5 separate regions of the Homo sapiens genome follow, and regions 1, 2, 3 and 5 are each linked to region 4. The links are chromatin contacts, found by Hi-C or POLR2A ChIA-PET in ENCODE. All regions are on one chromosome and are shown on one strand. Each heading gives the region's core, a stretch centred on a gene start or an enhancer-like site at or near the end of the contact. The rest is flanking DNA. Distances are from core to core; before and after follow the strand shown. Region 1 holds the start of TMEM126B (transmembrane protein 126B). Region 2 holds the start of PICALM (phosphatidylinositol binding clathrin assembly protein). Region 3 overlaps SYTL2 (synaptotagmin like 2). Region 4 overlaps ME3 (malic enzyme 3). Region 5 holds the start of SYTL2 (synaptotagmin like 2).

Region 1 (2,700 bases), core at 201-2,700, 960 kb after region 4:
CAGTTCATTATACACAGTTCCTGGCATCAACATACAGAAGGTATGAGCTCCTTTGAACCTTCTTATGGTGTTACACAATGAGTAATAATGGACCAGTTTCTTTCTCTGCATCATGGCAGAAATGTACTCAATCTTTTTCTGTAACATTTCTGGAGAGGGCAGGGGGAAAAAAAGGTAAAATATTTTACAAATTACAATTTTTCAGTGACTAGACTTACATCTTTTCCCTCTCCCTGACACCCAAATGGAAAGTATAAGGGATAGTAACATCTAAGGGAGATTCTATACCTAACCCATCTATTGTACTAAGACATCTGCTGTCTTGGCAGACGTCAATAACATGAGTAACCATAAACCATAGATAAATTTTTGTTTTGCTCTCATCCAATTCATTGAAATCCTCCACCTTCCACCAAAAACAAAAAACAAAACAAACTTCCAGGCAATATCTTCTACTAATCTCCTACCTAGTCTACACCCTAAAGTCTCTATAGGGAAAACAGACACCCAGGATTATGATTACAGGACAGCAAATACTGAAATACTGGAAAGAACACAGGAAATATTTGAGTGCTTAAGCTTTGCAAGGCACTGTCAAAGACTCCAGTGCTTTCATTACACCCCTTCCCCCTTAAGGCCACTCAACTAGTCACCACGCTTATACCAGTAAGAGTGCATTTATGTAGGTTTATAGTTTGCAAATCATCTAACGGTTTTGTAGTGCTTTCATGTGTATTATTTTACCTAATAATAAATTTTTCACCTAATAATAAATTTCACCTTTAGAATTTTATTCAACATTCGCTCATAATTTAGGGAGCACGTGGTATATGCCAGACCTCCGGGTAATCAAGATACAGTCATCCCATCCTCAGGAATCCACAACGCAGTGGGAGTTCAGAACAAAAAAGCTGGCAATTTAAACACAGAATGAGAGAGTGACATAAACGAAAAACCCAACAACCTAAGAAAAAGCAAACAATCTAGCCAGAGGAAGCGTGGGAAGGCTTCCCGGAAGAAGTGACATTTAAATCAATAACCGAAAGAGAACAGTTTGGCAGGGGAGTTGGGACGGATAGAAGCAGGGAAATACTCCAAGTTGAAGAAAAAGCCTGTGCAAAGGCCTGGAGACAAGAGAAAACAAACTGCAGATAATGAGGACTAGAATTTAGGTCATCTACGTTCTCTCCGCCTCTTTCCACAGCAACTGGAGACTTAATCGACTGCTCCTTGCATGGACTTGGGAGCTGTTTTAACTTTTCAAATCTCCTTTAAAGGTATCATCTTAGAAGAGTCTGCCAACACTTTGAAGGTGCAGAAATCACCCCCCATACCACTTCGGATTTCCGCCTACCTTGGGCGCTTCCTCAGTTCCCACCGGCACCACACCTGAATCCCTTGGCTTAGTCCCAGCCTCATACCCGAACACCACCATTTTGGTGGCTCATGTGACTTGCCGGTGGGCGGGGACCCAGAACGCCCTGGGCGGGAAGTGGTGCTGATTTACGGCTCAACGCCTCTCGATTGCAGCCCGGGCCCGCCCCCACTCAGTCAAAAGCCGCGCCCTCCATCCTGACTGTGATTGGGCGCGGCGTCTAGAAATTACGGCCACTTATTCGCTTAGAGGAGGTCCAGGCGCCTGTGGGCCTGCCCCCCTCGCCAGCCGAGTATTTCCTTCCCTGACTATTTATCAGCTTAGCTCCCTGATCTCTTCGCGTCCTGCGGGAAAGATGGGGCGGCCCGAATGTTGTAATGTTACTGCGCTCCTGCCTCTCCTCAGGGCAGCTGGGAACTAGCTGCCTGCCCCTTTCAGTCCTTGAGGGAACTCGCCCCTTTGCCCTGGCCTGTGTGGTGTTAAAGCTCTGTTTCTCGGGCACCTCCTCCTCCAAACCCCGGACCAGCCGCCCAGCGCCGTCAGAGCAGCCCCGACTAGCCTCCTCTCCTCTCAGCCGTCTGACTCCTCTCCCCAGTCTGTAGTCCCCTCAATTTGCATCCTTTAGCCCCGCTTGGAAAGAGACCGGAGAGAAATTTGCCCACTACCCCCGCGAGAAGACCCACTTGTCAGCCGTGTCTCGGGGTGGGGGGCACTGCAAGGCCTGGCGCTGTTTTGTGCACGTTAAATGCCCAGCAGTATCTCCCAGACCGGCAACCCCCGACCCTCCAGTCTCCATGTCTTACAGAAGCCAAATTCGAGAGTTATATAATTTCTAGTGCTGCTGTTGCTCCTGCCTGAGGAAACACTTCATCGCGTGGAGGGTGCAGGACATTTCAGTGCTCTTCCCTAAAAGAACGGGGCTTGGGCAGGGGTGGCCAGCGGTGGCAAAGAAATGTCTTGTCTTTTCTGCAAAAGGAAGGTGGGTAGTTTGAAGAGAGATTGAGAGAAAAGGTGGATGTGAAAGCCAAGCAGCTGCACTTTCTCATTTAGGAAATCGCGGACCGTTTACATAGCTTATGCTTACATGTCTAATACTACTACGGCGTCTCTGAAAACACCTTTGGGGGAAGGTTTGGCTTCTCTCGAAGTCTCAGTGTTTTTCCTCGCCGGATAGGGAGCTGCTTGAATGCGAAGAGATGGCATGATGTGAATGACTCCAGTGTGAAGAAATCTGCTTCGCCAACTCATCCTGCATCAAGTGCCCATTGAGTAGCACTGTCACTTTAATGTCTCCATGCCAAGGGATTGCTTTCCTTTTTTTTCAA
Region 2 (2,791 bases), core at 122-2,621, 520 kb after region 4:
CCTGATATGATACATAAAATGTTAAATATCTATCAGCTTTGCATCCTTTGAGAGTCACCAGATTGAAGCACAGTATTTTGGATTTGGCTGGCAGATGGTGTACACAGACTTTCTGAGAATGTTAGCATTTCATTTGAAACTAGCAAGATTACATGTGACTATCATGGTAACTTAGCACTCACATATTTTTCAACTTATCCCTAACCCTGGGTTGAATGTAGAGGCTCTAATAACATATAAAAGGCTTTGTTAATGTATGGTCTGGGTCTCATTGAATAGTATTTCAGGATGTAATACTTCTTTTAAAATGTCCACAGGGCAGTGTCAACGTCTTTCCATGGAAATCTGGCTCACCCAATAAGAGAAAAGAGGCCAAAGGTAAGAAAGACTAAACCAGGGGAGATGGCAGGCAGTGATGTCTGGACTGTTTGAATGGGACTTCTCCATTTACCGCCCCTCTCACTTCCTTCTATGGTCTGGACCTTTAATCACCACAGCAGTCAGCCATGTAGGGTCAAGCTAATCGCTGTTGACATCATCCTACTACTTCCCTTTTCAAATTCCAGTGAAGCTATGTGTTTCCTGTCCTATTCCACACCCTAGAGAATGAATACCGGCCAGCTAGTATCTAAATTTAGAATGGCAGCAACGTGTCGGGTTTTCGGAGTAGAGATAAACAAAACCAGGTGACATTTCCAAGCCTCTCAAGGAAAGGGGGGAAAAAACCTTTCTGGGGTAAGTAAATAAGGAGAGCTTCAATAGTTCCATGGTAGAGAGAGGCCTGCTGGAAGGTTCAGAAAATAGGCCGTTTGGAACCTTCTCCTTTAAGCCAGGAGGGCGGCTTTGGGAGGCGTCTTGAAATACATTCTTGACTCTGCTGGGAAAGCTCGGGGAGCCAGAGGCCTAATACCCCCCACTTCAGGGGAAGCTGTGAAGGCAGCTGCACCTCCTTTGTCAAGCTGTTGGTTTCAACCACAGACACGAGGACACACTTGAGGTGGGGGGATAAGGGGAGAAGCCTGCCGCCCCGCCCCACCCCCGCCAGCACACCGCCCTCGCCATTCCTCTCCCGCCCCGCCCCGCCCGGCGTCTGTGACCCCGCGGGCCGAGCCTCAGGCGACCTGTTGGCAGGGAGAGTCACGTGATGCGCCGGCTGTGCACTCCCCTCGGGCGGGCCTCCTGTTGCGCCCGCCTGGCGAGTTCCATCACGTAACGCGCGGGCGCCGCCCAGCTCTTCCCTCGCTGAGCGAGGGAGGGCGGGCGTCGAAGAGGAAAGGGAAGGGGAAAGGGGCGGGAGAAGGGAGGAGGGGCGGTGTCCGAGTCACGTGACCCGGGGCAGCCCGGAAAGCTCCGAGGAGGAGCCTGGCGCCGCCATTTTCCTGCAGCTGCCTGTTCCTCTTACCCTGCCCGGCTCCAGCTGACCCGGGAAGGGGTGGGCTGAACTGAGGCGGGGGCAAGGGAGTGCCCGACATCTTGTCCGACTCCGCGGGTGACACGAGCCGGTTCTCTCTGGACTGGTGGCAGCGCGCGGCCCCGAACCGCGCCCCAGGCCGGCAGGCGGGGAAGGAGCCGGTGGGGGTAGGGGGTGCGGTGGGGGGTGGGGACCCTCCGGCTCTTGGGGGTCCCAGTCCCCGCCGGCTGCTGAGCGGGTGGGGTGGTGGAGGAGCTGCAGAGATGTCCGGCCAGAGCCTGACGGACCGAATCACTGCCGCCCAGCACAGTGTCACCGGCTCTGCCGTATCCAAGACAGTATGCAAGGCCACGACCCACGAGATCATGGGGCCCAAGAAAAAGCACCTGGACTGTGAGTGAAGCCGACCGCGGCCCCCGCTCCCCGGCGCCCGCGCGACCCGCGCGCGTCCTTCTCTCTCTCTCTTGTCTTTCACCCTTCTACTGCCTCTTCCCTCCCTGCGTCTTCTCTGGCACGGCCGGTCCTGTGCCCGTTGAGCTGTGTTCTTTTGCTTCCATCACACCTGCCTTCACGGCCTCCGCTCCCCGTCTCAAAATCTGACAAGCCACTCCCCTCCCTATTCCTAGGGGACCCTCGTCTCCCTGCCCGGTGCGCTACCACACCCCATCATACCCAACCAACTTGCTTCCCCACCTGGCTTCTCACCCCCTACCCGTCTCCACTGCAGCCTTCTGCTCTTCCTTCCCACCCGTCCGGTGCCGCCTCGTCGCCCTCGTCTGAGCGTCTCCAAGCCCCATTGTTTCTTCATCAGCCTCCTTCGGGTTTCAGTAAACGCCTGGTTCCTTGCATCCAGATCCTTGTTATCCCTCCGGGCTGCCTCCCTGGAAGGGATCCCCCACTTCCTTTGCTCCACTAGCTGCTTCGCCCATCCCTTCCTGGCTTTCTGTTCCACCTTCCCTCCTGCTTTTGGGTTACCTTTTCATCGCCTCTATAGTAGCTTCAGTGTAGTTTCTTCGACTCATTTTAAATACCATACCCAGTTACCCGACTTTTATTTCAGATTACCTTCTTTGTGGGAGTGAAAGTAAAAGGATTCAATTTGGTGTAGGGAAAGCTTTCTGGAAAGTTGGGATTTTTATTTGCCTCTGGTGGAATTTAATCGTTGTGTTGTCCATACTTTTGACTGGGGTGAGTTTGTGACTGTCAGCTCTGCCCCCCAGCTTTTCACATGGGGATATGGAAAAAGGCATTTTGCTGATACTCTTATCAGTTCCTGGAACTGTTAATTCTGGCGGCTTGAATTCAGAAGCTTGAGTGTTAAGCGTAGACTGTTGGAATTCCAAATGGATTAATAAATTTACTTACAAATAACATACATCC
Region 3 (2,803 bases), core at 118-2,617, 890 kb after region 4:
GCACTTTCAAACTGATATTTAAAATCCCACCTTTTAAATTGTTATTAGTTTAGGGGTTGATGTGATCCAAGCTAGTCCATCATAGTAGGAAGTGATAAATATAAATAACTAATACAAACCATAACTTAGTGTCTACACAACAGTGGAACTGTTTTAGTTCCACTAAAGAAATGGTTCTCAAATGTTATATCAAAATCACTTGAAGCACTTATTTCTAGCCCTACCCAAGACCTGAACTCCTCAGAAGATATCAAAAGCATCTCATTTTTAACTGGCTACCATTACGTTTCTGATACATACCCATATTTTGAAAATAAAGCTCTAAAGAGCCAGAATTTGAAAGTAAAAAACTATCTTATGCAGGTTTCTTATACAGGTTTAGCATCCCTAATTCAAAAATTTCAAATCCATAATGCTCCAAAATCTGAAACTTTTTGAGTGCCGATATGATGCCGTAAGTGGAAAATTCCACACCTGCTTCATGTGATGGGTTGCATAAAGTTATTAAAAATGTTATATAAAATTACCTTCAGGCTATGTGTAGAAGATGTATATGAAACATAAATGAATTTTGTGTTTAGACTTGGGTCCCATCCCTAAGATATCTCATTACGTATATGCAAATATTACGAATTTCAAAAAACAAATCCGAAATCTGAAACTTTTCTGATCCCAAGCATTTCAGATAAGGAATATTCAACGTGTACTTGAAAATAACAGATAGAAGTTTAAAAAATTATTGTTCAGTCTTTGTTATACTTACAGACTTCTATGCATTTGGCCTAAAATAATCAGATTAGTGCAGCTTTGAAAATGTAAGATATGGCCTTTCCCCCCTTACTTTCACACACTATCTCATACTCCTTCAAATAAAGGGAATACAAATAAATTGTTTTATATGCTGGCTGAATAGCTAACAAAATATTTGTGTTTTGATCAAAATTAAAGCATTCAAAGAAACCTCTCCCATCTCCAAGAAAGCCATTCTGGTTTCTTCACCATCTTTGAGACTAAAGGCCTTGAAATATTTTCTGGGTATCCTGCAAGATTTTTCAAGATATACAACCTAGTTTTCCCAGGTATTAAGGCAACAGTCTAGTTCTGATGCAGAGAGAAATTTTAATCCAGAGCACTCATGAGTGACACATGGTCCCAGAAATGGGACAGATATGGTTCTGTAATGAGACCTATACCAACAAACAGGATGAAAAGTTTGTCTCCCACCTGCTGACATTTCTTCACTTTTCAGACAGCACCAGTTGCCCTTGAAGCAGAAAACAGAGGTGAAATGAAACTAGCTCTCCAGTATGTCCCAGAGCCAGTCCCTGGTATGTAATGACTTTCTATTCAGATTTATGTCCTTTCCTTATCCCTCCCTTCTCACAGTATTTACTATGCGTTTTCAAAGGTGAGGCCCTAAAGAAACTTATCAAGTTAGTAACGTATAGACCAAATGAGTCTATTCACAGTTGTAAATAAGAAAATTCTTTTTTTGTTATTGTGGCAAAAAAAAAAAAAAAAGAAAACATAAAATCTACCATCTTCACCATTTTTAACTGTACAGCTTAGTAGTGCTAAGTATATTCACACTGTTGGGAAACAGATCTCCAGAACCTTTTCATCTTGCAAATCTGAACCTGTTTATCTATTAACCAACAATTTCCTTTTCCTCTACTACCAGCTTCTGGTAATCATCATTTTACTTTCTGTTTCTATAAGAAAGTTCTCATTTTTTTTTTTAGTTTAGTTTATAGTCATTAGGTTTCACCTCACTCTCCAAAAATTTGTATCTGCACAATGTGAATGGCCTGTATTCAGAATTTGTGTATTCCTGTGTTTGGAATTTGGACTTATTGATAGTGCTATAAGAATAGAACCTGAGTGTTCTTTTTCACAGGTGGGAATTAAGAGGACTCCAGAGAACTTAAAGCTCATTCACCCTCCACTCTCAGGGTCTCATTAAGAGATAAAGCTTTTCCCTCAAGATTATTAATTGCCTCCTTGTCAGGTCTTCAGCCCAGTTAAGGAGCAAGAGACTAGCAGGAAATGAATGCCAGCCAGCTCCTTGCTCCATTTCCCAAGCAAGTTCCCCAAGTTAGTCTCTTTAAGAATCTGTATGAATGTTATGGCTGAAATCAGAGGTTGTAAACTCAAATGCTTTCAGTAACCAGGCAGTGAAGCTAGTGAGATGGAAGAAATAATTGATGGTGAGGATAGTGACTGAACTAAAGAAAAGCATTCTGATGTAGTTTATACCGCCCCCCGCCCCCCAAAAAAGAAAGAATTAGAGGGCAAGTAAAGCATATTTTCAGGCTGGATTGCTGTCAGACTGCCACCTTTGAACTTCTGGATTTTCCTAAAAGGTAGATTCTTTTGCATATAATTTGTATCCTATCATTTAAAGTCAACATTCATAGAAATCCCATTTCCCTTTTTCCTTCTATCACTTGGTAGTAGAGGGCAGGGGTATTGTGTGTTGTGATGGGTGCCACCATGTCTGAATTTTTGTCCACGTAGTTTTTCTTCTTTGAAATGGCTTCCTCTTCTCCTCAACCTACCAAAGTCTTAGATGAAGCCCCATCTCCTCCATAAAGCTTTCCCTAACTATATTAGATCTCACTGATCATATCATCTTCTAGAACATTACAGTAATAACTTGGAGTTTCACTGTATATTACATTTTTATCATTTTATTTGAATTATTCTCTCCAACATAACTATAAACATTTCCCAAGGGCATAGATTATTTCATGTATTCTCTGTATATCTAATGATGTTCCTAGCATAGCATAGAGATGAGCTT
Region 4 (2,700 bases), core at 201-2,700:
AGAGATGGGGTGTTTTTATGTTGCCCAGGTTGGTCTCAAACACCTGGGCTCAAGTGCTTCACCCACCTTGGCCTCCCAAAGTGCTGGGATTATAGCTGTGAGTCATTATGCCCAGCTAGGAGACCAACTTTGGATGATAACTTAAATGTCTCTTCAATGTACTTGTATTTTATGATGAGGTGAATATATGGAGGTAGAGAGCAAAGGAGAAAAATCTCTAAGGAATGCAATATTTTTATTAAGTGTTATAAATTAGCAACAATTTTAAATCATAATACTCAGCATTGGTGAAAATGTAGTAAGACAGCTACTTATGTACTGGAGTTATAAAATAGTTCGACCTTTCTAAAAGTGATTTGACAGTATGCGTACAGATACTTAAAACTGTTGATATCTCTAGAATGTAAGTTTCATGAAGGCAGGGATATCTTGTCTGTTTTTTTACTTTGTTTCCTTATTACTGTATCGTCAGTTTATAATGGTATCCAGTACCTAGTCGGTGCTTATTAAATATTTGTTGAATGAAAGAATGAGTCATCAGTCTCTTAAGTACACTTATAGTTCAATCTGAAGAAAAATCAGAAACAAAAAGTTTTGTGCTCATTACAGCATAATTCATAATTGTGGAAGTTTGGAAACAATTATATAAAACAGGAATTACTAGATAAAGCTTGCTGTGTTTTTCTGTTTTTTAATAACATTTTAGGCTGAAGTTTTAGTATGTGGGAAAATGCTAATCATAACATTTTTAGTGGGGAAAAAAGACTAAAAAATTTTATACATAGTATGATCTCAAGTTTGTTTAAATAAAATTTTTTTAAGCATAGAAAAAAGATAGGAAGAAAATAGAACAAAATGATACAGTGGCTATCTCTGGGTGATGAAAATAAGGTGTGGTTATTTTTTTCCAACTTTTCTGTGCGTAATATTACTTTCAAACTTGGGAGAAAATGTATCAGAAAATTCCTATTGAACTTAGGGAGATGGAGGTCGGGCTTGTGATCCAGTTCTGCAACTTACTGGTTGTATGCTGAAGTTCTGGAGCCTTTGTGGGGCTCATATGATATATGTGAAAGTATTGTTTTACGAAATATTAAACATGCAACCCAAGTAGGAAATGATAGCTGTTGCTGTCCTTACTATTCTTGCAGCATGTGACACCTTTCGAGAAAGTATTCAAAGCATCATGAGATCCTTTTATGACAGGTGTTAAAATTCCAACAGGTTAGGAATGACATTGTCACTTCCTGGAGGGGGAGCCTACAGTTTCGTGTTGTACGGTGCCTGGTATGTTGCAGGCAGTAGCTAACTTTTACTATGTGAGTGAAGGAGGGTGGAGGAAATCATGGGTCTTCCACATTCATTTGTCAGGGTAACAGTGAACTATAACCCTGGCATACAGAAATGAGTCATTTTCCTGGCAGTGAGCCAAGGCCACAGTCATCTCCAGGAAGCTTCTTTGTTCTCTTTTCATACCCAGTCATGCTGAAACCTTGTAACCCCATGCAGAGGGGTCTGCATTTCACCAGGTTAATAGATAAGGGAGCTGAGGCCTATGGAAGGTTAAATAACTGGCTCACAGTCACACACTTAGTAACCCATGGAGCCAGGACTCAAATGCAGGTGTGTTTGATGCCTGCGTTCTGTGCTCTCCCCCATCACTGTGCCCCTTTCTGAAGGAGTGACTAGGTGGTATATTCCCCAAATCTTGCTAAGTTTGGGGGTTCCTGGGATATTCCAGACTGAGCTGTTTTAATTTCTTCTGTTGTTGCTAGTCAGAAACAAGGAAAACTTGACATCTCTAAATCTGAGTGGGAATTGGGTAAAATGCTCCTTTGTTGCTGGCTTAAGTAGTAACCCTTAGATAAAGGGTTTAATTTCAGATCTGGAGACTGACCTAGTTGCATCCAGCAATTGTCTATGAAAACCTTGCCTTCTCACTGGTTACAATGAGATTCCCAAACACTGTCTCTATGTTTACCTAATTAAACTCACACTTCTCTCCCCTCAGATGTAGTAATGAAGTCACTGTGGCTAGAGGAACATGGGTTTTGTGAAGTGCTCCTTGACATTTGCTTCCTTGAAGATGGATTCCATTTACATTATTCTTCCAAGTGGTATTTTGTCAACAAAGCTCAATAGTCATTTGAGTTTAAATAGCCTATTTCCCCCCCTCAAGGCCTAAGAAACTGGCTTTGAGCAAGTGGTGAGAGCTGAGTTATTGGGAACTTTGTGAAGCAATTGTCTGGTGCTTTAGAAAAAAAAGCAGCAGCCTGGATGTTATAACCCAGGGACATTCTTGTTCAAGTGATTGAATTCCCAACACACCTGGCCATCATTGTCACAGTGCCCATGTCTGTAATGATTAAGTAGGTTAGTGGAGAAGCTGGACTAGCTGGAACAATTAGAACAAAGAATGTGGTCCCAGTTCTCAGGTGGTGACTTTTTTCTCTTAGACCAGACAGGCTTGGACTTCACGTGAGATTTTCTTCATAGGAAGTGTATTAGTTTGCTCAGGCTCCCATAACAAAACACTGCAGACTAGGTGGCTTAAACAATAGAAATTTATTTTCTCACAGTTCTGGACTCTAGATGTCTGATATGGTTTGGCTGTGTCCCCACCCAAATCTCATCTTGAATTCCCACGTGTTGTGGGAGAGACTCGGTGGGAGGTAATTGAGTCACAGGAGCAGGTCTTTC
Region 5 (2,717 bases), core at 110-2,609, 780 kb after region 4:
TCAAAGGCAAGACCAGTGGCTTATTCCTCTTTTGCATGTGGCATGCTCACCCAGCACAGGGACACACCAGGCTCTCAAAGGCTGAAGGAAGCCAGAATACACATCTCTGCACAGTGCCAGGACTCTTGGGCCAGGCTAGCAGCCTGCACTGGGCACTAACTGAAGCCCTTGGGGATAAGTATTTGTAAGTTTGGGAGAAGGAAGACCTTTGGAAGAACCAAAGGCAGACCTGGGCCACCCTCAGTTAAATGGACAACACTAGTCCAGGAAATGATAAGGAAAAAGGCTTTAAGGTTCATCTCCTTCAGAGGTTTGCCTGGGCTGGCCCCATCATGGGTAACTTGTAAAAAATAGGTCGTGATACAATTTTTAAATTATTTTATTTATTTTTTTGAGACAGAGTCTTGCTCTGTCACCCAGGATGGGGTGCAGTGGTGCGATCTTGGCTCACGGCAGCCTCCACCTCTCGGGTTAAAGCGATTCTCCTGCCTCAGCTTCCTAAGTAGTTGGGACTACGGGCGCTCGCCACCACACCCAGCTAATTTTTCTTTTTTCTTTTCTAATTAGAACAGAGTTTTGCTATGTTGGCCGGGCTGGTCCCGAACTCCTGACCTCGGGTTATCCACCTGCCTCGGCCTCCCATAATGCTGGGATTACAGGTGTGAGCCACCGCGCCCGACCACAATATTGTATTTACTGTATTGCATTGTCTGCCTCCCTGCCACACAGCGTCTTCCAGGAGCTTACCAGTCCTCTGTGCATACCCCAGTAAGTAGCTCAGGCAGTGCATGACGCCCTCACCTTTCTCTAGGTATTATTGTATTTTAAAGCATCACTTCATTTAGTCCTCTCAACAACTTTTTTCCCCCCTTCTTCTATTTCACATGTGAGGAAATTGACGTCCCGAGGGTTAAAGCAAGTTACCCCATGACCGGGCTCCATACCCTCCGCGCCCCTTTCCCTGCGCGGTGGCTGTCCCTTCTCGGAGTGCAGAGGCTCCTAGTGCTCCACACTCTCGGGCTCCAAGGCCCCCTAACGCGCCGTGATAAAAATAATAATAACAATAACAACAGTGCTGCTTTATTTGCACAGAAAACAGGTTGTTTCGGGGCAAGGTACACTTGAGAAGGAGGCTAGGAACCGGAGAGAAGCAGCAGGCGGGGGCGGAGGGCGAAGGGAGGGAAGGGGAGAGGGCAGGGGCTGGCAGGCGCTGTGTGCCGGGCGAGGAGGCCGGGGCGGGCCGGGGCGGGGAGCGGGCGAAGCGCCATTGGCCCGAGCACCCGGGACCGGCCCCACCGCACCGCCCGCCGGGGGCGGGGGTAGCGGGGAGGGACTCGCGCACGCCGCTCTGCGTTGACAGTGCCGGGCGACACCCGGGCCGTGCCGCCAGCGTCCGTCGGGAGAGTGAAGGCTCGCAACGCCTTGCCCGGGGGAAGGTAACGCGCCGCGCCCGGGGCTGCGCGGTTTGCACCGCCAGGCCGAGGGCTGGGGGCCAGAAGACAAGAGAGACGGCGAGGCGCGCTCCCTGCCCGGCAGCGACTCGGAGGTGCGCACTCGGGTTCCAGTCTCTACTTGGCCCACTCGCTGTGTTACCTCGGGCAACTTTGTTTCCCTCTCTTGGTCTCTGCTTCCTCCTCTGTTAAGTGAGGGAGGTGGTGTAGAATGTTGTTCCTTAGTCTAACCAGTTCTAAAATGGGAACTGCGTTTTGGCACGGGGAAAGCTCCTTTCCTCAGTTTCCCACCTACTCCAGAGCCACCTCCGCTGCCCAGGCGGCCAGGAAGCTGGGATGCCCGGGTAGGCGAGGGTTCTGCTGAGCTATCGCGTTTTCTAGGGCTTTCAGGGACTGACCTGGGCTTGGGGCTGGGTGCTGGGGAGACCTGGCTGCAGAGTAACTGCCCCCAGATTGCTCAGGTGCAGAAAGGTAGGAGCGTCAGCACCTGTTTACAGGTGGGGTGTTGGGAAGGGCCGGCCAGGGGATGATGATTTCTCCTTTGAAAATAAGACGTGTTTTGGAATTCTCTTCCATACCCACACCTCGTCCCACGGCGAGCTATAAACTACACGAGTGGGCTTTATCATCCTTTGAAGTGGAAAAGCGACTGTTTTTAGCGTCTAAGACACAGGGCTCCACCAGCATATAGGAAGTGGGTCTCTCTTTCTCTGCACCCATCCTGCCGCGTCTTCCCTTTCTTTCCTCCTCTCTTTATAAATCCCCTTTGACCTTGAGGGGCTCCACTTCCTGCCTTAATGAAAAGTTCTTCTTTTCATTTAGTGCTGGTTTGTGACCAGCAGCCTCCAGGGCTTTGGGCGCAGGGTTGAGATAGAAGCCTAGATAAGAACAGGCTATGAATCACCCTGTCAGCCCCCTGAGCCACACAGCCCGGCAGGGATGTGCAGAGGAAGCCCGGTGGGGCTTCAGACAGATAGACCCTGGAAGGTGGGGTGGATGCAAACTGCCATCCAGCTTCCCGTCCCCTTGTTGGCAGCCATTCCCCACCAGGATGGTGACCCCTGCTGTCTGCTGGATGGAGCAGCCAGATAGAGTAGGATGATTGAAAGGAGCTGAGGACTTGGCTGGATTTCTATGGAAGGTCTCCAGCATTTCCCTTCCCTCACTTTCCTCCACCCCTGAAGTTCTGCCCCTTCTCACCCTTAGTGTGGTATCCAGGTGAAATCAGATTGCAGAACCCATCAAGAGCAGCTAGGAAGGAGAAGA

What was found. Hi-C counts contacts between places; a loop is a spot of excess contacts on that map. ChIA-PET counts read pairs that join two places held with the same protein, here RNA polymerase II (POLR2A). Pooled maps may share reads with other maps.
Region 1: a map with no recorded cell type shows a loop between it and region 4 (12-fold over the local background). The contact joins the promoter of TMEM126B here to the enhancer-like site in region 4. A Hi-C loop is called at or near these places in 2 of 37 single-sample maps with no recorded cell type and 11 of 50 pooled maps. POLR2A ChIA-PET finds 5 or more read pairs at or near these places in 2 of 52 experiments (MCF 10A and T-cell).
Region 2: a loop to region 4 is called in a map with no recorded cell type, with 11 times the contacts of the local background. The contact joins the promoter of PICALM here to the enhancer-like site in region 4. A Hi-C loop is called at or near these places in 3 of 37 single-sample maps with no recorded cell type and 10 of 50 pooled maps. POLR2A ChIA-PET finds 5 or more read pairs at or near these places in 1 of 52 experiments (GM10248).
Region 3: a loop to region 4 is called in a pooled map, with 13 times the contacts of the local background. The contact joins two enhancer-like sites. A Hi-C loop is called at or near these places in 2 of 37 single-sample maps with no recorded cell type and 6 of 50 pooled maps.
Region 5: a pooled map shows a loop between it and region 4 (2.5-fold over the local background). The contact joins the promoter of SYTL2 here to the enhancer-like site in region 4. A Hi-C loop is called at or near these places in 8 of 50 pooled maps.

What each region holds. Positions count from the first base shown.
Region 1 is chr11:85,627,343-85,630,042 of GRCh38, reverse strand. TMEM126B (transmembrane protein 126B) reads right to left here and starts at 1,450. Exons shown (of 5, transcript NM_018480.7): 1 at 1,355-1,450. The coding sequence starts at 1,435. DLG2 (discs large MAGUK scaffold protein 2) reads left to right here and starts at 2,699. Exons shown (of 28, transcript NM_001142699.3): 1 at 2,699-2,700. RefSeq lists enhancers at 1,183-1,262, 1,353-1,402, 1,653-1,842, 1,983-2,032, 2,113-2,272 and 1 more.
Region 2 is chr11:86,067,664-86,070,454 of GRCh38, reverse strand. PICALM (phosphatidylinositol binding clathrin assembly protein) reads left to right here and starts at 1,371. Exons shown (of 20, transcript NM_007166.4): 1 at 1,371-1,804. The coding sequence starts at 1,675. LOC124902731 (a long non-coding RNA gene) reads right to left here and starts at 531. Exons shown (of 2, transcript XR_007062823.1): 1 at 1-531. RefSeq lists silencers at 857-1,126, 1,277-1,446, 1,587-1,636, 1,707-1,756 and enhancers at 382-1,581, 1,321-2,022, 2,023-2,725.
Region 3 is chr11:85,699,040-85,701,842 of GRCh38, reverse strand. It overlaps SYTL2 (synaptotagmin like 2), which reads left to right. Exons shown (of 20, transcript NM_206927.4): 17 at 1,250-1,328. Among named protein-coding and RNA genes, the nearest start is that of CCDC89, 14 kb to the right of the region's middle. Within about 2 kb of position 1,367, at least 2 of the 41 ENCODE cell types and tissues checked have a DNase peak (open chromatin) inside an H3K27ac peak, as active enhancers do.
Region 4 is chr11:86,591,826-86,594,525 of GRCh38, reverse strand. All of the region lies in intron 2 of ME3 (malic enzyme 3), which reads left to right. Among named protein-coding and RNA genes, the nearest start is that of ME3, 79 kb to the left of the region's middle. Within about 2 kb of position 1,450, at least 19 of the 41 ENCODE cell types and tissues checked have a DNase peak (open chromatin) inside an H3K27ac peak, as active enhancers do.
Region 5 is chr11:85,809,783-85,812,499 of GRCh38, reverse strand. It overlaps SYTL2 (synaptotagmin like 2), which reads left to right and starts at 1,359. Exons shown (of 20, transcript NM_206927.4): 1 at 1,359-1,546. RefSeq lists a silencer at 1,221-1,400.